Regions from separate parts of the Homo sapiens genome. Here regions 2 and 3 are each linked to region 1. A link is a loop called in an ENCODE intact Hi-C map of the cell type or tissue named here. Cell type or tissue: Panc1. All regions are shown on one strand. Links, peaks and the distances in the headings refer to the core of each region. The heading gives the core; the rest is flanking DNA.

Region 1 (8,074 bases), core at 2,027-7,026:
TAGTGTTTTGAATCTGGAAAAGGTAAATTACATTTACTAAAATTAATACTTTGCAATCATTTAGGATCCTCAGAGGCAGGCATTATTGGCTTGACTTCACACCAGTTGAAATATTCATTAAAAGAGATAAAGGAGATAAAATGTTTTATCAATTCATTTTGCAGATATTTTTAAAATGAGAAAACTCCCAAGGTATCTATGATTTCCAAAGAAGCAAAGTAAGGAATTTCCTCTTCGTGGAGTACTCAATAGTGGCATAAAATGTTATTAACTTCTATGTCTAGGGGAATGAAGGCTTTCTAGGGCTCTTCAGCTTTTAGATAATTTCTAGATGGTACACCTCTGCAGATACTTGAGTTTGTCTTCTCTTTGTTCTGTTTGTCATGTGCCATTCCTCTGTCTATTCCATGTCTTGATAGTTTGTGGCCTGGGATTCAGATGTCTCTTAGCATCACTGAACACTGAGCAAGTTTCTGGTTGTTCCTGCTTGAACGATTTTCAAAAGGAGAGTAGGGTGGGAACAGCTTAATTCTTTCAACTTAAAACCTGTCCAGATGACTTGACTACTACAATTTCATAACTAAATTGACATTAAGAAAGAAATATTAATAAGATGGTAGAAAATTTTAAATTCAAACTATAAAAATAAATTCTTTATGGAGGAATTATTAGCAATGTGATAAATAGGGTAGAAGAAGATGCTTTCTGTGTTAGGAAAGCAGAAAGAAACTTTATTCCCCAAATCATCTCAAGTAGGCTACTGCCTATCTGCCTAAAGTAAAGTACAAGTTAGTAAACGACAAGTAATTCAAACCTTCACAAATGTGGTGAACTCTTCTACTTTTTCATTGGCTAACAGCAATGTCTTCTGTGCACCTTCTAGGACCTGTTCACTTTGCAATGCTAATTCTTGAAGCTGCTTAGATGCTGCTGTTTCAATTTCTGCCATTGCAGATTCAGTCTCACTTATTCTTGATACTAGGAGAGTAAGCTTGAGATCCTGCAAAAGATCAGCAGTCATAAAATAAAAGATATTTTATAAACAGATTTGGAAGAGTTAGTTATACATGTCAAATAAGGAAAATATTTTATTATTCTCTCTATGTATTTATTATTTGGGTAAAATTAATGATTATTTTCATTAACTTTCAATAAAACATCCTAAGTACATATTCTCATATACTTATCATCTAAATTAGTTTATGATTTTTAAAGATTACAAATAATTAAAAGCATGGAAGCTATTTTAGACCAAAAGATCCTCCACATAACATGGAAACATTTAGTTTGAAAGTTTAAGTGGGCCTACAAAATTTAGATCTACTTGTATAAATACCAGTGTTCAATAATAGTTTTCATTTCTTAAAAACTATCAAGACAAACACAACCTGTTTTCTCTAATACAGAAATATCTTTAATGTTAAACCAATGTTTGGCGTTTCATGTAGAGATACAAATCCTCTTTGCACTTATCTGAAGTGTTTAAGTAGCTTGTGGTTTTGGGAAGGAAAAAGCAACAATGTTAAAAATGAAACAAACACGATTATATTCCATCTGTAATCTAAAATGCCCTTTTTAAAAGCATACCTTTTTTTCTAACTCCTCTTTAGATTTCTGATACATCTGTTCATACTGTGACTTTTCTTTTACAGCAACGTTAAGTCTTTGCTTTAGTGAATCAATTGATACCTTCTTGTTGGAACATTCTTCAGTTAATGTCTTTACCTACATTAAAAGCATAAAGGTAATTATTATTGTTGAAGGCATTCTAGTAATATACTGTGTTTGTTCCAACAGAAACTAAATGAGTGAATGAGTCTACTTCCATTTATTTTCTCATAACGCTATCAAATTCAAGTATTATACTTACAGAACTCATATTATGAATGAAAGTAACAATCCTTAAATCAGTAACAAAAACTAAAATTGCACACAAACTAAATGAATACTGGTATGTTTATTCTTGCACCCAATAACACAATATTAATGTTCACTACATATCCATTAATTACTAATCTAAACTTCCTAAGGCAGGAGATGATTGTTTTGACTCTGAAACAAGCCAAGTTAAAGGTAACTTTCCATTGTATTCTCTAAAATAACTATTACATACCTTTTTTTGGATGAAATAAAACAATAGGATATTTTATATATATATATAGCTTATTTATAAGATTATAATATGTGTATGTAACTCAAAGCATAACAGAAAAAATAGTTTTTCAGTTTAATGCCACTAAAGATATATGTTATTTATATAAAGATTCCAAGGCTATGTATGAAATTATTATTGAAGTTAAAAAATAGCAAAATTGAAAGGATAACATTGAAAAAGCCTATAGGAAGTGATTTTAACTTGCACAGATGTGTGGAAGAGAAGAGAAAGAAAATCCATATGGATTTGTCATGCTCATGTAAAAGTTTCTTTCTTAAATCAATTTGACCTAAGAGATACTTAAATTTTCATTTTCAACAAGGAAAGTAAAGGAGATGTTCTCTCAGGTGTGGATAACATTTAGTGAATGCCAAAGCACAGGGTGCTTTATGAGTTGTGAAAAAAGCACCTTCAAAAAAAAAAAAACAAAAAAAACCCTTCTACTTTGGGTCATATATTACGTAACTACTTTAACTACAACTCCCTTTGCATGTACAACTCCATTCCCATGTAAAATTCATTAAGGGTATCCAAGAAGAAAGTACATTTTTAAAGAACTTCTGATAGTTATAGGTAATCAAGTTTTCACTAAGAAATATAAGCTTGATTCTATCATAAATTACAGTTTTAAATAAAATACTGAATAAAATGTAATTATGTATCCTAGAAATATTGAGGATTTTTAATCTTCTCATGGGATATTTATAAATAGAAACAGAATGTGTGGCCATATTATGTATGAGGTTTTAGAGAATTGAATTTTAAAATAAATAATGTACTTTCAGAGCAAAGAGTGTTACTTTGTAACAGTAAATACATATCCTATCAATATTTTCTATACATTTATTAGGATTAAATGTTTGTGGTAAGAGAGTAATTACAACAGGAAGTGATATTTTTAGTGTCAGTAAAGATAAAAATTGATACCTTTTTATCAAGATTTTGTAACATTTCACTAAAACTCTTGTTACTTTCCAAATTTACTTTCTGTCGAAATTTCAAGTCCTCTATCAAATGTCTTTTCATAGTTATATCCCTCTCCATTCGAGATATCCTTGAAAAAAAAAAAGGTGACATCAAGAGTGACAGAAAATACCTTAACAGTGGTGATATCTTACATTTTATCCAATATTATACCTACTGTTACTTTTTAAATGCTACGTGATATTGACACTGTAAATCAGTAAAATGAATTGCACTGCATAAGATATTGTTCTTTTAATATTTTGAACACTTGTAAAATCTATAGTTGTGACTTGGTAATTATATAATTACATATATGTATTAAAACAAAATATATAAGAAATGAGAAAAATTAATAACACTTATGAAAACTTAGAACTATTTCATTTAAATTACATTTTTACATTGCTGTGAAAAATCAAAGTGATATATGAAGATAATCAAAAGCATAAAAATGATAAGAAAAAAATCTTATACTTCAATAAACAAATGCAAACTCTTGTAATGAAACTAAATTAGCCATAATATCTTCTAATTTAATATAATTTGAGATTCAATCCACACAGCTGTTTAGCATAAGTTGATGAACTATTAAGTATAAAATGGTAGATGCTGTGAGAACCACTGCTACTGCTGCTGCTGCTGCTGCTACTACTAAAACAAGAATGACAATAGCTAACATGTATCGAAGGCTTACAATGTTCCAGTCACTGTTATAAGTGCTTTACATGTATTAACTCATTTATTCCTCGTAAGAACCTAATTTAATATTATTAAATTTAGGCATAGGCCTAGTAGGTAGGGAAGCCAGGATTCAAAGAGTGTTAATCTAGAGCCCTGTTAAACAATAAGCAAGACTTACTCTTAATTGATAAATAAACTTCAAAATATTATCAGTTAAAAAATTAACCAAGCTTTTTGTCTAATGCTTTTATCTATTCATATCACTTTTAAGTGCTCTTCACTTATAATGAGGTCTACAGGTGTGTTTGTGAGATACATATATCTCAAATGTATCAGTGACAACTGGAATTCTATCTAAACATCTTACTATTTCTAAGCAATAGTGTAGCTTTGAAAGATACAGAAAGAAAATAATTTTGATTCAGTGGGATAGAGCATTTAAAATCTTTGTACTGATAAACACAAGAGTACAAACTTCCATAACCTCCAGTTATTTTAAACACAAACAAAACTTTCCTTTTTTTACCTTAGCTTTATAAGCTTAGGCATTAAATCCAATACAAATACTAATCATATATTTGGGGGGCCAAATAACCACCACGTTGTAAAGTTTTTCATTCATTGTCTCGAAGCCATTAATTTGTATTTATTCAAAATTAAATATGTTTAATAACGGAAATTTAACTTCATCATTATCTAATTTAAAAAAGTAAATAGCTTGCCATTAATCATGCTATACATAGTATTCCTTAAACTTTCATCTTAGGTAGGTTTAAATATGAACTAGGGAAGGAAAACGTAAACATTAGCAGTTTCTTGGAGCACGTTTAATAGAGCTGGTTGCCACTAGGTGGCACCAAATACAATGGATAGAAATACAAAAACCATACTTTTCATGCATTTCCTTTATGTGTTCTTCTTTTGCTAGGAGTTCAAATTTCAAAGTCTTCACATTTGATGACTGTTTAGTGAGTTCATTAGTAGCATTCTAGATTAAAAATAGAAATAAATTTAAATATACCTTACAACCTTGGTCTAAGGCAGCATAAAAATAAGTGCCATTCTAAAGAAGAATACCTCTACAATAATTATGGTAAACAATAATTAAAATGAATATTTTAATATTTTAAATGCTTTATTTTATATGCTGTAATAGAAATAATAATACTAAAACTTTTATATAACATGCCAAACTATAGAGGAACACAATCATTTAAGAATTGCAAAGAGTATGTATCCAAAATACATTTACAGGAAATATGAGTTGTCCTGGTATAATGTAAATATGTGAATAATTAAGAATTTTAATGATTTAAGAAGATCACTTAAAACAAATACTGGATTTACTAACATCTTAGACGAAATATGGTCACAAATGCTTTGCTGCTCATCAAGCAGGGGAATCCATTTCCTAACCCACTGAACGTAGTCTGGCTTGTGACTTGCTTTGTCGAAAAGAATGCAGCAGAAATGAATTGTGTAAATTTCAGTTCCCAGGCCTTAAAGCTTTGTGGCTTCTCTCTTTCCCTTCTTGGAATGCTGCTCCAGGATCACCTTGCTAGGAATACAGTTGATGTATCATGTGGAAGTGTACCAAGGTACTCCAGCTGACAGGTAGTAGACCAATTGTCCGATCTATGAGTGAGGCTATTTTGTATCTTCCAACTAGGGAAATCTTTGGTTTGAAAAAATCCAGGGATATGAGGTAGCCCAGAAGAGACCAGCAAAAGAACTTCCCAGTCAACCCACAAAATCTTAAGAAATAATAAACTGTTGTTTTAAGCCACGATGTTTCGGGATAGTTTGTTAGAGAATAATGGTAACTGATAGAAAACCTCATGAATACTCAATCCTTCTTTACTTGAAGTTATTAATAATGCTACTTATTACATTATTTGTAAATAATTATTAGTTTTTCAAAGCAAAACATGTTTGTTCTGTGGTATTTGTTGTCAGTAGAGCCTAGGAACCAGAGGTGGTAACTAGAGTGTTAGAACACCTTTCAATTTTGACTCTAGTTCCAACTAAATGTGTAATCTAAGACATCACTTAGTCTTTTTGGTATTTAGTTTTTCCACACTCAAGATAGTGTTGACATACTCACATTAATCCATTTGTTAAGTTTTAAAGGTATTAAATGAATATAAATATAATAAAATATAATAGCTTTTAAAATATTTGGAGTAGTTATTTAGCTAATATTTCTAAACTACAATAAATTTTTTCTATTAGAACTATTCCTAGGTTTGGATGTTTGACTCATGCTAAAAATAATTTGAATTTGAAAAGATTAAACTATTAATTACCCAAGGTAAATGTAATTCATCAGACTGACTTTAAATATCTCATGGGTATAACATACAAATAAAACATTTGAAATAATTTTAATTTTTACATGAAACATTAATTTTTCTTAAAAACCCAAAGCTACCTCAACATGGTAACTCTTTTGAATGTTATGTTTTGATCAAATGTGTGTGTAATGTAATCAAAATTTCTACCATATTTTGCACGTTTACAGTGATGTATTGTGTCTTATTTCCAGCACTGCCTGAATAACATGTTCCACACTAGTCACACTAGTCAATTTATCAAATAATTGAAGCGTTTGCTTCAATCATTAATTTTCAATTCTTTCTCTGATGATTGTTCATTCAGTTAGAAATACGGACACCCATGATTATGCTAAGCTAATAGTGATATGTTAATATAGTGATATCATATCATAAATATTATCACTATAAATTATATATGATATACTAATATGTATTATATTATCACTATACTATAATATAGTGATGGCTTTAGGGACTACTGTGATATAAACGTCTACTTATCGCTCCTCTAAATGGTCCCAGACTGTGCTTTTCTAATTTTGTATTTACCTTAACATTTTCATATTGCCTTTTTTTCTCTGTCAATCTTTTGTTTGTAATTTTTTGCTTCTGTGTCATTATTCCTGCCTAAAAACAATCATCCTACCCCTTAATACGCATACTTCTAGTGTGCTGCACTGAAGGTGTTTTCTGCTGAGAAGTAAAATAAACTTAGAATTGTATTTAAAATAAAAGATACAGGCAGTAAATAAAGCCTGACAGTATCTTCAATGCAATGAGTTAAGTAGATATTAAGATAACTAGTTGATTCTTTTCTGTTTTTAGACTTAAGGCTGTATTATGTGGCTGAAAATGCTGTTAACTCTGACTTGGAGAATTGAGAGAAAAGCAATTTATAATAAATAAAACAATGCCAGGTTGAGATACACTTTGGCCAAGATCTCTAAATCTAACAGCTATTTCATTTGATCCTCAAAAATTTTTATCAGATGGGTAGAAAGGTATCCCTGCTTTAGACCTCTAGAGAAGTTAAGTAATTTCCTTGACCAGGTTGACGAGAAGTTAATGGCCAAAAAGTGATCGAAACCCAGCTCCTTTGTCCCTTTTCCATTCCCTACTATACAATATATATCTGTAACATAACTTAAAATCTGGTAATTTCCTTGTAATACATCCTTTGATGTATGATGTGAAACACACACATCAAAAATGTCACAATGGTAAAAAGTCATCCCTGTTACAGCTTTCCTATACTAAGTTTATTGAATATTTTTTTAAAATTTGCATAGTATAGTAATTAGGAGCATGGACTATGGAGCCAGATGGTTTGAGTTCTCATCTCGGCTCTATGTACAGTACTTGTGTGATCTCGGACAAGTAACTTATTCTTTCTGTGTCTCAGTTTTCTCAACTGTAAATGAACCAGAGACATCAGAAAAGTATATGTAAAATTACACAGAAAAGTCTAATATTAACTGGATAGTATAGAAAAGATGTATATAAACTTTTAGTATATTCGAATCTAGCCAATTTTCTCAATTAAGTCTAAAAACATTAAGTAGAAAATAAGCTACTTATTAGAAAATCACTATATTAGCAGTTTGATATCTGTTATGTGCTAAATTCTGTTTCCCCTAAACAAATTAGTATGTAGAAGTTCTCACCGAACCCTCAGTACTTTAGAATGTGACTGTATTTGGAGATAAGGCCTTTAAACAGATAATTCAGGTAAAATGAGGTTATTAGGGTGGAATCTAATTCAGTCTGAGTGGTGCCTTTATAAAAAGGGAAATTAGGACACAGACACATAGAAGGAAGACCATGTAAAGACACAGGCAGAAGACAGCCATCTACAAACCAAGGAGAGAGGCCTCAAAAGAAATGAAAACTGTTGACACCTTGATCTTAGACTTCCAGCCTTCAGAACTGTGAGAAT
Region 2 (8,074 bases), core at 1,846-6,845, 240 kb after region 1:
TGCTGATTTTGCATAGGGAGTGAGTTTTCATGAGCTCTCGTTGTTTAAAAGTGTGTGGCATACACCCAGTAATGGGATGGCTGGGTCAAATGGTTATTCTAGTTCTAGATCACCGATGAATCGCCACACTATGGCACATGTATACCTATGTAACAAACCTGCACGTTGTGCACATGTACCCTAGAACTTAAAGTATAAAAAAATATATATATAAAAATTAAAAAAATTAAAAAAAAGTCTGTGGCACCTCCCTCACCATGCCCTGTCTCTCTCTCTTGCTCCTGCTATAACCATATGAAGTGTCACATGCTTTGCCTTCTGACATGAGGCCTTCCCAGAAGCAGATGTTGCTATGCATCCTGTACTGTCTGCAGAACCATAAGCCAATGAAACCTCTTTCTTATTAATTACCCAGTTTCAAGTATTTATTTGTAACAGTGGAAGAACAGCCTAATATAGTACTAACACAAAAATACAAGTTTTAAGTGTAAATAATAGGATCTCAATTTTTATCTTTTCTACAAATAAAACCATCTGAAAATTTACAAGTTTCAGAAGTAAATGATAACTGCTAATAATGTCAAAATTCAACAAAATAAAGAATAATAGCTAGATACTATTATAAAACTGTAACATTAGATGAAGAGTTATAATCTATTAATTCAGAAAACAAAAGGGTACAAGAGAAGTATTAATGATGAAGAATAATCTTACTAGTGACTTCAAAATAGTAATGCTTTAACATAAGGACCCTGATATTCTCAATAAACACTATTGCAAAAAAATAAAAATAATTTTGAAGATCTACTACCCAAAACAAATATAGTTAATTTAAATATTTTTATTATAACACCAACCTGTTCAAATTCTTGTATTTTGGCATCCTTGACTTGCAGAATTTCTAGAACTTTTCTGTCTTTAGCTTCAGATTTCTGTTTTTCTCTAGATATAAAATATAGAGAGTTTATTAGTCATAACTGGTAGCTAATACTTTAAATTTTCATATCCCAAATATTAATATCACTTTAAAATATAGAAAATTAAATCATCTTGAGTTGACCACATGGCAAGTGACAGCAACTTACAACTGCTGAAAACTAAGACAACTTCATACTAAAAGAACAGTTTCATTTCTAGATTTAGGTATATGATAAAAATTACATAAAACATAGTTTAACCTTGATTGCAATAACCATACTGTCATCGCTTTGAAAATAATTACAATTAAGTAAACATGTTCTTGTTAATTTAAGCTTTCATATACACAATTATATTAAGGATAAAATTTACCATTTTTTAAGAGTCTCAAAAGAGAGAGTGACAGAGATTTACTTATAGTCGATACCCTATAACTAGAATTTTTTGATTTCTGACACCTTCCTATACATTTCTAGTCTCTGAGAATACTATTAACTAAACTAAATGGTAGTTGTACAATCAAAGCATAGTTCTCTGGGAAACAGAAAATCACAATACTTGTAAAGAATGACTATCTTCTAAAACAAATATAGCTTTTAAACAAATATAGCTTTATAAAGCAAAGGAGGAAAAGGGAAAGGAAGGAACAAAGGTCTGAAGAGACTGTATAATCAGGCTGACACCAGTCAATTTATATTATAAATAAGGGGAAATTGATTGGACACTGATTTACATTTTTTAAAAGGTCACAAATAAAATACATGGTATTCATAGAAAAACATAAATAATTAAACAGACAAATCTATATCTGTGAGAATCACAAATTAAACAAAAATAGAAAACTATAAATGGGGATGAAGCTACTATTTGCTGTCCCCCAGAGCCAGATGCAGGCTGAGGTGGAAAGGAGCTTGACTTCTGGGGTTAATAGGGAATACAAGTGCCTTACCCAGTATGCAGAAGCACAACCAGGCTCATTGTGTGGGATGGGAATGCTAACTCATGAAATGAAGCTGGAAAAAAGCTTCTGCCCATCCTTGCCTAGAACCAAGGCTTATATTAGAGTCTAGAAAGGCAAAAGTTTATAGATGTAGCTCCCCAATCAAGAGTTGAGCCAAAACACCCTGCAACTGAGGCTAGGTGTAGCAAAACCTCTATAAAACCTATTTCAGGAAAGAGACTAGGGTGAGATTGACAATTTAAAGGCAACTATAAAATTTCTAGAAAAAAAGATAGGCATTAGTTAAGGACGTGGTGGTGGAGAAAGAGGAGGAAGTAAACAGTAACAATAACAGCAATCTTCCCTCTTGAGATATGACCCCAAACAAAAAAATTCAAAATACATGAATCCCCATACACTGACATACTAGTTCAAGTCAAAAGATGCAATCCTCTAGAAAAAATAAAAATAACCAAATATAATGAAAAAGACTACAATAAGTAAGTTAAAGGTCCGTAAAGACAAAAGAATAACTAATGTTAAAAGTAAAGCTGAGAGATGAAACACAATCAGGTAGATGTAAAGAAGCTATTAAAATCTTGAAGATAAAAAATTATAATCACTGAAGTAAAAAACAACTAAATGGACTAAGCTCAAAACTAGACACAAAAAGAGATTAGTGAAATAAGGGATAGTAATAAGGGATTCATCCAGAACACTACACAGGAAAATAGTGAGATTAAAAACATGAAAACACAGTTGAGACAAGTTTCTTTGGGAAACTCCAACATATGCCTACAACATTCCAGAAGTAATAACTATGGGGATGAAAAATAAAGCAATATTTCAGGAGGTAACTGCTGGGAATATTTTAGAATTAAATAAAGTTCTCAGATTGAAGGAATACCTACCAGAATAAATAAAAGTCACATCTAATACATTAATCCATCACTCATTCAAGTATTTATTGCACATTTATTATATAACAGTCATTGGACTAGGGACTAGAGATATTGGAGGGAACAAAATAAACCAAGTTGCTGCCTTCATGGAATTAACATTTCAGTACATAGATAATGAAGATAAATAATACATAGTATGTCAAATTGCTATCAGTATAATAAGGACAATAAATTAGGGTAACGAAGAAAGGAATTCCCAGTCCTAGAGAAGCTGGGAGTGAAACGAAGGTTGTTGTTATTTTATATAGAATAGTTAACATGTAACTCTCCTTAAAAGTAATATTATATTTGAGGAGAGATCTAAAGGAAGGAAGGAAGAGTCATGAAGACCCTAGGGAAGAGTTTTCCAAGTCAAGTCATGGAACTAGTAGCAAGAGCAAAGACACAAGAGCAAGAGCAATTGGTATATTCAAAGAACAGCACGGAAGTACACACATTTATAGTAAAGTAGATAAGGAAATGGTAGCTAAGAACAGAGAAATCACTGGGGATAAAATAATATGTGGCCTTCTAGGCCCTGTGAAATTTGGATCTGAAGTGAAATGGGAAGGCAATGAGCAGAGAAATAACATATAACATTCTAAGAGTATCAATGGCTGGTGGGTTGAGGACAGACCTTAAGGGTCAAGGGAGAAAGCAAAAAGACAAGTTAGAAGGCAAATGAAACAGCCAGGTAAAAAAGAAAGGTGAATTGTACATGATAGGCAGATGCAGTGGCATTGAGAAGTGATTAAATTTTGGATATTTTTAAGGTAGAGCTAACAGGATTTCTTGATAGAAAAGTGAGGAATGTCTCCCAAGCTTTTGCCTACACAACTGGAAGAATGGAGCAGACATTATCTGAGACACAGAGAAGAAGTTTGGTGGACGGACACAAGGATTTCAAATGTGGACATACTAAGTTTGAGATGCCTAATCAACATCCAAGAGGAGTAGGCAGTTGAATTAAAAAGTCTGGAATCAGTAAAAAAGTTAAGGCTGGAGATACAACTTTAGGAGTCATCCAAATACCGTAGTTCCCCCTTACCCTCAGTTTCACTTTCCATGGCTTCAGTTACCAGCAGCCAACTGTGATCCAAAAATATTAAATGATAAGTTCCAGAAATAAACAATCCATAAGCTTTAAATTGCAGTGCTGTTCTGAATGCATGAAAAAACTTGCACTGTCCAAGTCCCAACTCACGTAGGACATGAATCATCTCTTTGTCGAAAGTATCCATGCTATAAACACAACCTGCCTATTACCGTGTAGGAAAAAACGTAGTGTACATAGGGTTCAGTGCTATCCATGGTTTCAAGTACCCGTTGGGAGGCTTGGAACGTATCCCCCATGGATAAGGCAGACTACTATATTTTTAAGACCATAAGGGTAGATAAGTTCACCTAGGGAGTGATTTTGCATAAAGAAGTATGAGGATTCAGTCCTGGAACATTTCAACATTTATAGATTAGTAAGATAAGGAAAAAACATCACATGAAACTAAGAAGGATAAGCCAGTAATTTAAGAGAATAAAGAGAAAGAGCTAAGTGAATAGAATTTAGTAGAAAGGAATGATCAAGTATACCAAATGCTGCAAACACACTAAAGACTGAGAAATGACTGTTGGATTTAGCAATATTAATGTATTAGTCTGTTTTCACACTGCTGATAAAGACATACCCGAGACTGGGAAGAAAAAGAGGTTTACTTGGACTTACAGTTCGACATGGCTGGGGAGGCCTCAGAATCATGGCAGGAGGTGAAAGGTACTTCTTACACATGGCAGCGGCAAGAGAAAATGAGGAAGATGCAAAAGCGGAAACCCCTGATAAAACCATCAGATCTCCCTTGCTTTCATATACCACGATATTTCACTACCACGAGAACAGTACAGGGGAAACCACCCCCATGGTTCAAATTATTACCCACTAGGTCCTTTCCATAACACATTGGGAATTATGGGAGTACAACTAAAGATGAGATTTGGGTGGAGACGCAGAGCCTAACCATATCAATTAAGGTCAGTAGTTGATATCTTGACAAGAACTATTTTAGAAGGATGGTGATTACAAAGCCTAATTAGAGTGAGTTCAAGTGAGAAAGAAAAACACAGAAATACTGAAAAGTACTCTTCAGAGAAATTTTGCACAGAAAGGAGCAGAGAAATGGCAAAATAGTTCAAGGGAAATATGAGATCACAAGAGTTTGTTTTTGTTTTTGTTTTTTTTAAACATGGGAGATAAGACAGCCTGTGTGTATGCTGACAGGAATGATCCAGGGCAGTGAGAGACACTGATAATGCAGGACAGAAAAGAGAACTGCAGTCCAACATCTTTGAATCCTTGAGGCTTGAAGCGTACATATAGTTTGTTCGGCCTTAGGTAAATATAAACAGTTCTTCCAAAGAAATAAAAAGAGAGAATATGAGAACAGATTCAGATATGTTGGTAGATACAGTTATGGGAAGGAATAAAAGCTCCCTTCTAAGAGTTTCCACTTTCTCAATGGTATATGAAAGCAAGGGTATCCAACAGCTGAAAGTAAGAATGGGAAAAGAAGTGTTGGAAGTTGAGAAAAGAGAAAACAAAACATTCTAGGATACTGAGATAGTAAGCGGGCCAGGAAAAAATAGGATGATGAACAGGCAGTACTGAGGGCCACTTAAAATTAGTGGTCATAAATTTATACAAGATCATTGTCATCATGGTTCAAGGTCTTTCTCAAGCCAAGTTTAGCCCTTTGGATGTAGGCACACAAAAGGCGGAGAATTGGAATAAACCACACTGGAAATTTTGCAAACATGTATATTATGATGATTTATTTTTACCATTTGCACTTTATCTTGCTTTATTATTTTGTTGTCTACTTACCATACGTTAATAGTACATTTAATACATAATTGCAATCCATTATGTACAACTAGGCCTTCTTTTGTTTCTTATATTAATAATAAAATATAATGTACTTTCAGAAACTGATGAATTTCTGCCCCTTTTTATTTTATGTTTTGGCGTTGCCTATCGATATATCTGCCATTTTATATTTTAGTGTGTTTTTATTGATTTATACAACTATTTTATGTTAAAATATATGAACTTTACCTATAATTTGTCACTAATATATTATCTCAAATTACCACTTGAATGTTTAGCTTATCATTATAAAATCAGAAGTACTGCAAAAGAATACTAAATCTATTAGAGGTATATACATTAGGAGGAAAATAACAGGATCCCAAAAGTTAGGGCATTATAGGATTTACCCAGGGACAAAGACCCAGATCATGAAAGTCAAAGCATTAACTACAGTCAGATAGTTCCTTTGTAAGTTCTTTTCCAGATATACCATGAATCTATTTTTAACTGTCCAGGAATTAGTTTAATTTATAGGGTTACAAAGGAATATAAATCATTCCATATAAAGACATATGCACCCATATATTCACTGCAGCACTGTTTACAATAGCAAAGACATGGAATCAACATAAATGCCCATCAATGATGGACTGGATAAAGAAAATGTGGTACATATACACTGTGGAATACTACAAAGCTATAAAAAAGAACAAGATCATGTCCTTTGCAGGGACAGGGATGGAGCTGAAGGTCATTATCCTCAGAAAACTAATGCAGGTAGAGAAAATCAAATATTGCATGTGCAACATGTTCTCGCCTATAAGCGGGAGCTAAATGATGAGAACCCATGGCTGCACAGAGGGGAACAACACACACTGGGTCCTATCAGAGAGTGCAGGGTGGGAGGAGGTAGAAGATCAGGAAAAATAACTAATGGGTACTAGGCTTAATAAGTGGGTGATAAAATAATTTGTATAACAAAACTCCCATGACACAAGTTTACCTTTAAAGTTTACCTAAAAAACATTTAACTACATTACAAACCTGCACATGTACCCCTAAACTTAAATGTTTTTAAAAAAACTGTACGGTTAGTCTTTATAATCCCCTCTTCTATAATAAACTTAAGATCCCCACTAATGTCCAAATAAATTCTGGTAGTACTTTTAAATGAGATACGGATAATACTAGATTATGTGACACCAAACCCAAACAAAAGCATTATTACAGCTTCCAAATGAGCTTGATACTAGGCTAATTATCTCCTATGACACAAGTATGTACACATACTCACAGTCTAACTAGTGGTTAGGTTGCCAGAGCACGAGCATCATCATCACCCAGGTTAGAAATGCATGTTCTTCAGCCCAATCCAGATGCACTGAATCAAGAACTGTAAGAGTGGGGGCCCAGCAATCTGTGTTTAACAAGGTGCTATGGACTGAAGGTTTGTGTCTCCTCAAAATTCATATATTGAGGCCCTAATAACCAATGTCATAGTATTTGGAGGTAGGCCTATGAAAGGCAATTAGGGTCATGAGGATTACTCCTTCATGAATGGGAGTAGCACCTTAATGAGAGGGGACACTAGAGAGAAGATCTCTCGGTGTCATATGAGGATACAACAAAAAGGCAGCCATTTACAAAGAGCCCTCACCAGAAACCACATTGGCTAGCATTTTAATTTTGTACTTCCTGGAACCATGAGAATAAATGTTTGTTATTTAAGCCACCCAGGATTCTGTTTTAGCAGTCAGAACTGACTAAGACACAAGATCTCAAGCGATTCTGATGCACACTAAAGTGTGAGAGTCACCAAAATAACAATAACACACTTCCCAGTAGATTAATCTGAGTGACATAATATTGAAAAAATGGGTCATAAGTGCCATATAAAATAAAAACTTCAAAAATATACCTGAATGGTATATCTTATAACCAAAAACCTCCAAAATTGACTAATATGTTATAATTTTGAAATTGAAAGATAATCAAAACTCAAAATATGGCAATTTGTCTAGCAGCTCCTCCTGGTGGTATGAGATGTCTAACATTTTCATAACAGGAAAATGCTCCCAAGATAAAATGGTGCTGTAACAGGAATACAATATTTTCTACTTGAAAAAATAAAATTTTTAAATATTGTTTCAAGTTTATAATGTCACCAACCAATCTGGTCAATTCAATTAATACATGTACTTCTATGTACTTACAAGACCTAAAAAAAAAAAGGTTCCTTAAAAAGAAAAAAAAAGACACTGCCAGGAGCTGATGATGATCAATGACTGAGACAAACTCCTGTTTAGCTAATTAGAACCACTGATGTGCAATAATGATGTGAGCGAAGAATATTTGCCGACTTCTTTAGAATGAAAAATGAAGCGAAGAGAGGCTGTCAAATCTGTACAACTTTTAAGC
Region 3 (8,074 bases), core at 1,846-6,845, 400 kb after region 1:
TTCTGATTAAACAGATCAATTAGCAAGTGTTTTTTTTAATTGACCCCTAAAACTGTGCCAAACATTGTACTATAAATTCTACGTAAGTATTTTTCAAACTGTAGGTTGAAACCCATAAGGAAATCAATTTAGGGTCATAAAATCATTTTGGTGGGTCTCGACCAGCATTTTTTTTTACAAATAAAATGAAATAGAATTGAATAGAAAATAGCAGAGTGCATTACATATGTACATACTGAATCTCAACATAATTTGTATTTTTTTCCTGTGGTTTCCAGTACAAAATATTGAGTAATACTGTGCTACAGGGTATAGAAGAATACATATTTCTTGCTCCTAATATGCTTGAAGTCTATTTGAGAAGAATAAATTTGTGCATATGAAATAGAGAACAAGTCTATGACTATCTCTAATTCAATTCTGTTTTACTTGATGAATGTGGATGTGAATTTGAATGATTAGGGAGCTTTGACAGGTGAGTTGGTACTGTGGTTGGTGCCACTGAAAGTGAATAGAATTTGGATTTTGTGTAGGTGTGGAGAACATTTTATAAAACAACCATCACATCAGCCAGTGATTGAATAGAGCAGATAAGAAGTTTACAGAAAGACTACAAAACAAGATTTGCTTAAATTGATTATATGAGTAAATTACTTATATACATGTCCTATAATAAAATATGACCGCTCTACTACCTTCCCCTGCCACTACCTACTGGCCGTCCAACTCCTGCTCTAAATCTCAGCTTAGCTTTACTTCCCTTTCAGATGGTCCTCCTGTAATTTCTCATAGTATTCTTTTTTTTTTTTTTTTTTTTTTTTTGAGACAGAGTTTCACTCTTGTTGCCCAAGCTGGAGTGCAATGGCATGATCTCAGCTCACCGCATTCTCCTCCTCCCAGGTTCAAGCAATTCTCCTGCCTCAGCCTCCCGAGTAGCTGAGATTACAGGGATGCGCCACCACGCCCAGCTACTTTTGTATTTTTAGTAGAGACAGGGTTTCTCCACGTTGGTCAAGCTGGTCTTGAACTCCTGACCTCAGGTGATCCGCCTGCCTCGGCCTCCCAAAGGGCTGGTTACAGGCATGAGCCACCATGCCTGGCCTCTGATAGTATTCTTTAACAGCATTGTCATTGCCTATTTGCTTTTCTTTTTTTTTTTTGGAGACAGAGTCTCACCTGCTTGCTTTTCTATGCCCCCGATGACTGGCACATCTATGATGACAGTAGCTGCACCCATCTTGTTCACTTTTTCTGCCCCTGAGTCAAGCAGAGAGCTAGGTACAGTTAGCACTCCATAAACACTTATCAAACAAATAATATCCAAAAATAACTCGATATAAATAATATCCAATTTGTAACTTAGAATGTTACAAATTGTTTTGCATTTAATAAAAGTTACCATTTGCAGAGTTGAGGACTGGGTGATGAAGGATTTTTCACTCTGCAAGGCTGTATTATCTGAGAAATTTCCATAAACAGGTACTATTTTATCATTTAAAAACAGTACTAATTTTTTGTTTCAAATAAACAGAATGAGACTAAAGAATAAAAGAAAGGGCCGGGTGCAGTGGCTCACGCCTGTAACCCCAGCACTTTGGGAGGCCGAGCAAGGTGAATCACCTCAGGTCAGGAGTTCCAGACCAGCCTGGCAAACATGGTAAAACCCTGTCTCTACTAAAAATTCAAAAATTAGCCGGATGTGGTGGCAGGCACCTGTAATCCCAGCTACTCAGGAGGCTGAGGCAGGAGGATCTCTTGAACCCAGGAGGTGGAGGTTGCAGTGAGCCAAGATGGTTACCACTGCACTCCAGCGTGGGCGACAGAGAAAGACTGTCTCAAAAAAATAAAAATAAAAATAAAAGAAAGCCCGATAGATATCCAGCCAATGGGGATGCCCCTTCTTCTCTCCTTGTCAAATGCTCTCCTTGGAGAGGGGATATCCCCACTCTCTGAGGCACTTCTGCCTACTCCCAAGCCTTTTTTCCTCCTTTCAGTGAACATCTGGTATTACAGGCTTTTAAAAATTACATTAAAAAATGTCTCGACCTGAAAGTATGATAGTCTCCCATCAAGAGCATTGATTTGTCTTCTCTTTGCATTTGAGAAGGATGCATCTGTGTAAACTGGGGAACAAATTATCAACGTGAAATTAAAATTACCACTCAACTCTGAAATAACAAAAGAGTTAAAAGATTTTAAAATGAATCATTTAATGGAATAATAGTGAAAATAAGATAACTTACATATATTTCACATTTACAGCAGTGATTTTTCTTCAAATCTTCTTCAGGGTCAAAAACACTTTTGAGAAGTAGATGTAAGCCCTCCTAGTAAACATAAGGGTACTCACATCTACTTCTAATGTCACTTCAGGGAAGGCCTTACAACAAGCCATGAATGCCAGAACAAGGACCTCTGCTTTCCAATGTACATGGTGTTGTTCACATACATAATGTCACTTGATCCACATACACTTCCTACGGTTAAGTCAGGTCAGTTATCAATACAAAGCAAATACAAAAAACAGACATTTTAAGTTATTTAAAATGATTTCTCCCTCATTGCATAGCTGGTAACAGAATCCACACTAGAATATAGGTTTATATTTATAATTTCATTAATATTTTTTCTAGAGATATTTGGTTCAAATTCAAATTATAAATAAAACACTTATAAAAGGCCTTTTATAATCATATTTTGTAGGAATTTAATGTTTATTTCCCTAATGTGAAGACAATGAAGTGGTCAGAGTTCAGCATCATTACACATTTCCTTCTTGATGTTGACTCTGTACACAGTGACTCCTCTCCAAGCCCCCGCCAACTTGGCAAGCCAGAGCAGGGGAGAAAACTGCAGGTCTACCACATGGCAGGCCAGCATTCTCTCTCCAGGCCAACAGGCTATTCTGCTAATGGGCTTTTGTATTTTGTAATTAAATAAAGAAGCCATGTAATGCATGCTTATCTCTTCACTTGATGGAATTTTGGTCTGTTGAGCTACCTAAGTTATATATGTCATAAATAAGTTCCTAAATATATTAAAAATGCTTATAGATTCTGTTTTTCAGGGAAAAGGAGAGTTTGTTTTCCTTTAGGGAAAATCTAGAAATATTTGAGATTTTTTCTTTTTTTAAAAGAATAAGAACTAATGCTTTGGTCTCCCTTGATTCCCTTTGACAGTTCCTGATGTGAGGACCAATATCACTGCATCATTATGACTGATGATCATTTGTGGAGTAAACAAAAAACGGCATCCCAGGATGCACCACTTCCAGAATATCTTCTGTCTCTGAAGCCAGTTGCCACATTGCAAACATGGCAACAAATGAATTGATGATAGCATCTGCTTAATCTGGCTTTTGTCCACATGTCACAACTGTAATGTTGTTAACTGAGATTTTTTTATTTGCTCTAGTCTGGTTTCTTCACTTCCTATTCTCCAAACTGAGCTTAATTTAATCAATGTTGACTGAAAAGCTGTCAGCTTTAATGGTACTACATCTTTTTATCTTTAATGTTTAAGAAACACACAAATGTTGTCTTAATCTGAAATGGTTAATTTTTTTGACATCACATTAATATACCAAGATTGTGTCTGCTATTTGTTAAAAATTAAGAACTTACACTTGATGAAATTTTACAAAGTATCTAGGAAGTGTTTAATATCTGATATTCCTGACATACCATTTTTATGCTAATGGAAAAGCCAATAAAGTAGTAAGATTATGGCTTTACCCTGAATGACTTCAGCATTCATTTAACCTATGAAATAACCAGTTAAGCTGATATTTCATTTAAATTACAAAATAATACTTAATTCTGGAGATGAATGATAGATAATTCAGTAAGAACTTACTCTCATCTTTTTACTAGTAAAACTAATGAAAATTATGAGTCCTACTAAGAGAAAATAGATGGTCTACCTATACTATAAGATAAATCATTGACCCATTAAAAAATCAGCAAGATATGTTTATTTAAATTAGATCATTCTATAGTGAATAATAAAAACAGATCATTCTGTCCTCCAAATTAATTCCATTTATGCTTTGAATAGTTTTCATGTGGCAATATTTGTATCTCTATTTAATGCTATCAGCATTGAATTGGTGCATCATCTATCAATTAGTATGGAAACAAAATTTGAAATACAATTCATGGTTTCATCATAATGGATATGTGATTATAATCTCTTCTTTTTTAACATGTACTCCTCAAGATTAAGAATGAAGTCTTATTCATGTACAAGGGCATCACAAGCCAATATTTCAGCACATATAAGATGTTCAACAAAGACTATTTGTATGTATTGAGTTCTGTAGCTACACTGCTCTCCTCGGTGGAGTTAGAGCCCAAAGTACATGGCCAATATTGCCCTCTAGTGGTTAGCATGACTAGGTGGGTCTCAGTGCTATTGGTTCCACCTGAGGTTCTACTGGAACACTGTTTTTACATGTTTGTATATCATAGACAGCTGAGAATTTTTTTTGACAAGACAATATCTGAGATTATAAATGAAACCTAAATAAAGTATGTAGGACACGATTTGAGGGAAGCAAATTGAGTACCTCTTTGTAATATTACATACAAAACATTACACATTTTTGCCAGTAATCCCATATTTTGGGGGAGACTAATTGGATTGAATTGATGTGGTTAAAAAGAGCTTTTGAAGCACATGATAAAGGTACATAAAAAACCTATCAGAGCTACCACAATTAACATATATTTTAACAGTTACTTTTGTTATATAGCTTGCAAACTAACATGCCATAGCACAAGAGCAACTCAATCTAGAGCCATCTTTCTGTTCTTATTGTAGAAGGGAGAATAATCTTCTCCCTTTTTCTGCTATATGCTCACTTATAACAAGTGATTATCATGGCTTCTGTGGTCATCATTTCTCTTTGCATGACTTCTAGAGGGTAGTTACGGAAATGTTGCTGGATCAGGGGACAGGGGCTGAGTTGAACTGATGGCCAGCCACAAACCCTAAGAAACACAGAAATGGAATTCCTGCCCATGAAGATGCTTTCCTCTCTTGCTACAAGACCTAGGCATTTTTCTGTCTCTTCTCTACATCCTCCATTCCCCATAGCATGCAAATCCACAAGAAACAGCAGAGCTGTTTAAATGAGCTGATCCCACTCGCTGCTTGCTTAGTAGGAGAATAGGCTGTGGGCATGCCTTTCAGTTTAGTACTTACTTTCCAAACAGGATGAAACCAAAGTTATTCTCTATTCAAAAATTAAAAGGTGAAAGAAAGGGCAAAAGCATAGTATCGTCATTAATAAAACTAAGAGTGCTTGCACATGTACAGGGTACAATACTATTAACAACATTGGCAAGAATTTGGCATGGAGATATGTCCCTGGCAACTGTTTTGTGCCCTACAGCTGCACTAGGCATAACTCAAGAGAATCTAATTTGCATTACTCAGCATTAGACCTGGAAAGACCTAGCTCATCCATCAATGGTCCAGACACCAGCAGCATTTGAGGTGTAATTTGAAGTTGATGAACATTTGCTGTCTAGGAGTATACAGCTATTTTCTCTTTACACAAAAGAATCTGCACCTGTCTATTGCATTCAGGGCCAATCAGGGGTAAAAGTCTAATTTGTTTATGGTCTAGACTAGTAAAGCAATAATACACTCTTGGGTTACTCTTTTTACCCCATGATGGGAGGCCCCCTGGCCATCCCAACCTCCCAAAGACTCCACGTATTTATTCAGTGCCATGAGCTTGACACTTCTGCACTTCCTTGCCCACTCATACACCTACCACCTTCCCTGTTCTATTAACTAACACTCTTCAATAAAATCATGCATACCACTTTTCAAGGATCTTCTCACCATCATGATAAATAATGGTGATGAGTTAATCAAATTAAACATATTCAGTTATGACTTAAGTAATTTCTACAGGCTGCATAATTATCTACCTCAGGTAAGAGGTCCACAGCTGCATAAGAGCTTGAAGGGTAAGTGTCAATAATAAAAATTTCAAGTAAAACTTCACAGAGTAGATTTTTTTAAGCAAATAAACATTTTAGATTTCACAAATCATGCCTAGTTTTATCCCAATCGACCAGTGATTGCAGCACTACAACCACTTATAATAGAGATTCAACATGAGTCTCCTCGAACCTCGGTTAAATGTAAGCCATATCAAAAATCAAATCAAAATCTAAATGTGGTATCACTAGTCATGCAGAATGGCTAAAGTTTTTTATAAGTCAGAAAATAATAACTTCTGGAGAGGATGTGGGAAGACTTGATTTCTCATACACTGATATGTAAATTGATATAACCCCTTTAGCTCGTGGAATCTACCAAAGTGAAACACTGCGTATCCAGAAACTCCACTGTCAGATAGACACCTAACACAAATACCTATCTATGTTCACCCAAAAATATGTACTAGAATGTTCAGAACAGCATTGATTGTAATATCCCAGAACTAAAACTGCCTTCATGGCCATCAACTGTAAAAGGCGTAGTGTCGTATATTCACACAGTAGAATTCTATACAGCAATTTGATATATCTCAAAAACAATATTGAAATTAAAAAGCCATATACAAAAGAGAATATGCTGTATGATTTTGTTTATATAAAAGTACAAAACTGACTAAATTGTGCTGTTAAAGGGCATGATAGAGGTTACCTGCATAGGAGGAAAAGCAGAAAAAAACACAAGGGGGCACAAGAAAGGCTTCCGTGGTTCTGATTCTATTCCGTTTTTTGATGAGTGTGTTTGTTCTGTGAAAACGTATCAAGTGATATACTTAGGATAATATGTGCCTTTCTCCATGTGCATTATACTTCAATTAAAAGTCTTAATAACGTAAGCCATAACATACATTATTGAGTGTCCCCAAAAAGATTAGAGATGTAACCCCAAAATAAAGAGTTTCATTTAACTCAACGGTGATCCTGTCATTTGTAAATTTTTATAGAATCATTTTTGTATTAGTGAATAATAATTAACCTACTCATCAAATTTCCAAGGACGCATATAATTTTAAATACCTTGCTCTTGGTTATATATTGTTTTAATTTTGGATCCAGAAAATATAGTCCCTATAACTATTATGCTTATAGTCCAGTAGACAGAATTATATTAATGATCATAAATCTAGCAACTTAAATGATTTTTCTGGAATATTTTCAAGTCAATGCCCACATGTAGCATATGTAGTATATTTACAAAACCAAATTATTCACATATGTCTTTCTTTTGCCTTATTCCTTATTATGATGACGTAGACAAAGAAAGTCTACAAAATGACATGGAAATGCTTTAAGAAGAAATAAAAGTTGTTCCTAGATCAATGCTACTAACAGTCAAAGTGGTAATATTAAGCATCTTGCCAAAACAATTAACAGCTAATCATGTCTGGTGATCTGTGGGTTGTCAGTGGGAGTTAAGAAAATGATGAATAAAAGTGACAGATAAAGACCAAAGCCAGTAGATCAGTGTGCTAAAGATAAGACTTGATTTTATCCTCACACCTGGTCAGATTGAACCTCCTCCAGTCAAATTAACCCACTACCTTATCATTTCATCCTCTTTAACACTTTCATGCTATTCTGTCCAGAAATAAACCCAACTGCAGCTCAAGAATGCAATTTGTTTGGAAACTAATAACTTGTATAAGCATTGCCTACGGATAATTCTTTTATTTCTTTATGGGTGAGTTGCAGGAAGATACCTTCTTTGTCCAGTTGCATTAGCTCCGAATTACTGACCTTATCCTCTGTACCCACTTACTAGAGCAGAGCTTCTGAAACTTTAATGCATATACCAGTCACTTGGAGATCATTAAAAAGCAGATTCTTTTTTGTGAGATGGAGTCTCACTCTTTTACCCAGGCTGGAGTGCAGTGGCGTGATCTTGGTTCACTGCAACCTCCCCATCCCAGGTTCAAGTGGTTCTCTTGTAAAAGGCAGATTCTGATCTGGTCTGTTGAGGGTGGGGCCTGAGATTTGGCGTTTTTGAGGGGTCTGGTCCACAGACCGTATTCTGAGTAGCAAGTCCTAGAAGACTTGAAGGAGTCACTCTGACCTAGATT

The links. Peaks named below come from ENCODE experiments on the same cell type or tissue, not always from the same donor. Only the 100,000 strongest peaks of a DNase experiment are listed, where the experiment ranks them.
Region 2: it touches region 1 in a loop (7-fold over the local background); 13 of 110 quality-filtered maps call a loop at or near these places.
Region 3: it touches region 1 in a loop (7-fold over the local background); 33 of 110 quality-filtered maps call a loop at or near these places.

The regions. Positions count from the first base shown.
Region 1 is chr9:17,459,632-17,467,705 of GRCh38, reverse strand. CNTLN (centlein) reads right to left here. Exons shown (of 26, transcript NM_017738.4): 20 at 4,693-4,790; 21 at 3,083-3,209; 22 at 1,588-1,725; 23 at 815-1,000. Among named protein-coding and RNA genes, the nearest start is that of SH3GL2, 120 kb to the left of the region's middle. In Panc1, for the core only: no CTCF peak of the experiment used is centred there; a DNase peak (open chromatin) is centred at 4,725.
Region 2 is chr9:17,219,071-17,227,144 of GRCh38, reverse strand. It overlaps CNTLN (centlein), which reads right to left. Exons shown (of 26, transcript NM_017738.4): 3 at 858-942. Among named protein-coding and RNA genes, the nearest start is that of CNTLN, 88 kb to the right of the region's middle. In Panc1, for the core only: no CTCF peak of the experiment used is centred there; no DNase peak of the experiment used is centred there.
Region 3 is chr9:17,060,044-17,068,117 of GRCh38, reverse strand. No RefSeq gene overlaps it. Among named protein-coding and RNA genes, the nearest start is that of CNTLN, 71 kb to the left of the region's middle. In Panc1, for the core only: CTCF peaks have their summits at 4,177 and 4,381 (motif pointing left); a DNase peak (open chromatin) is centred at 4,347.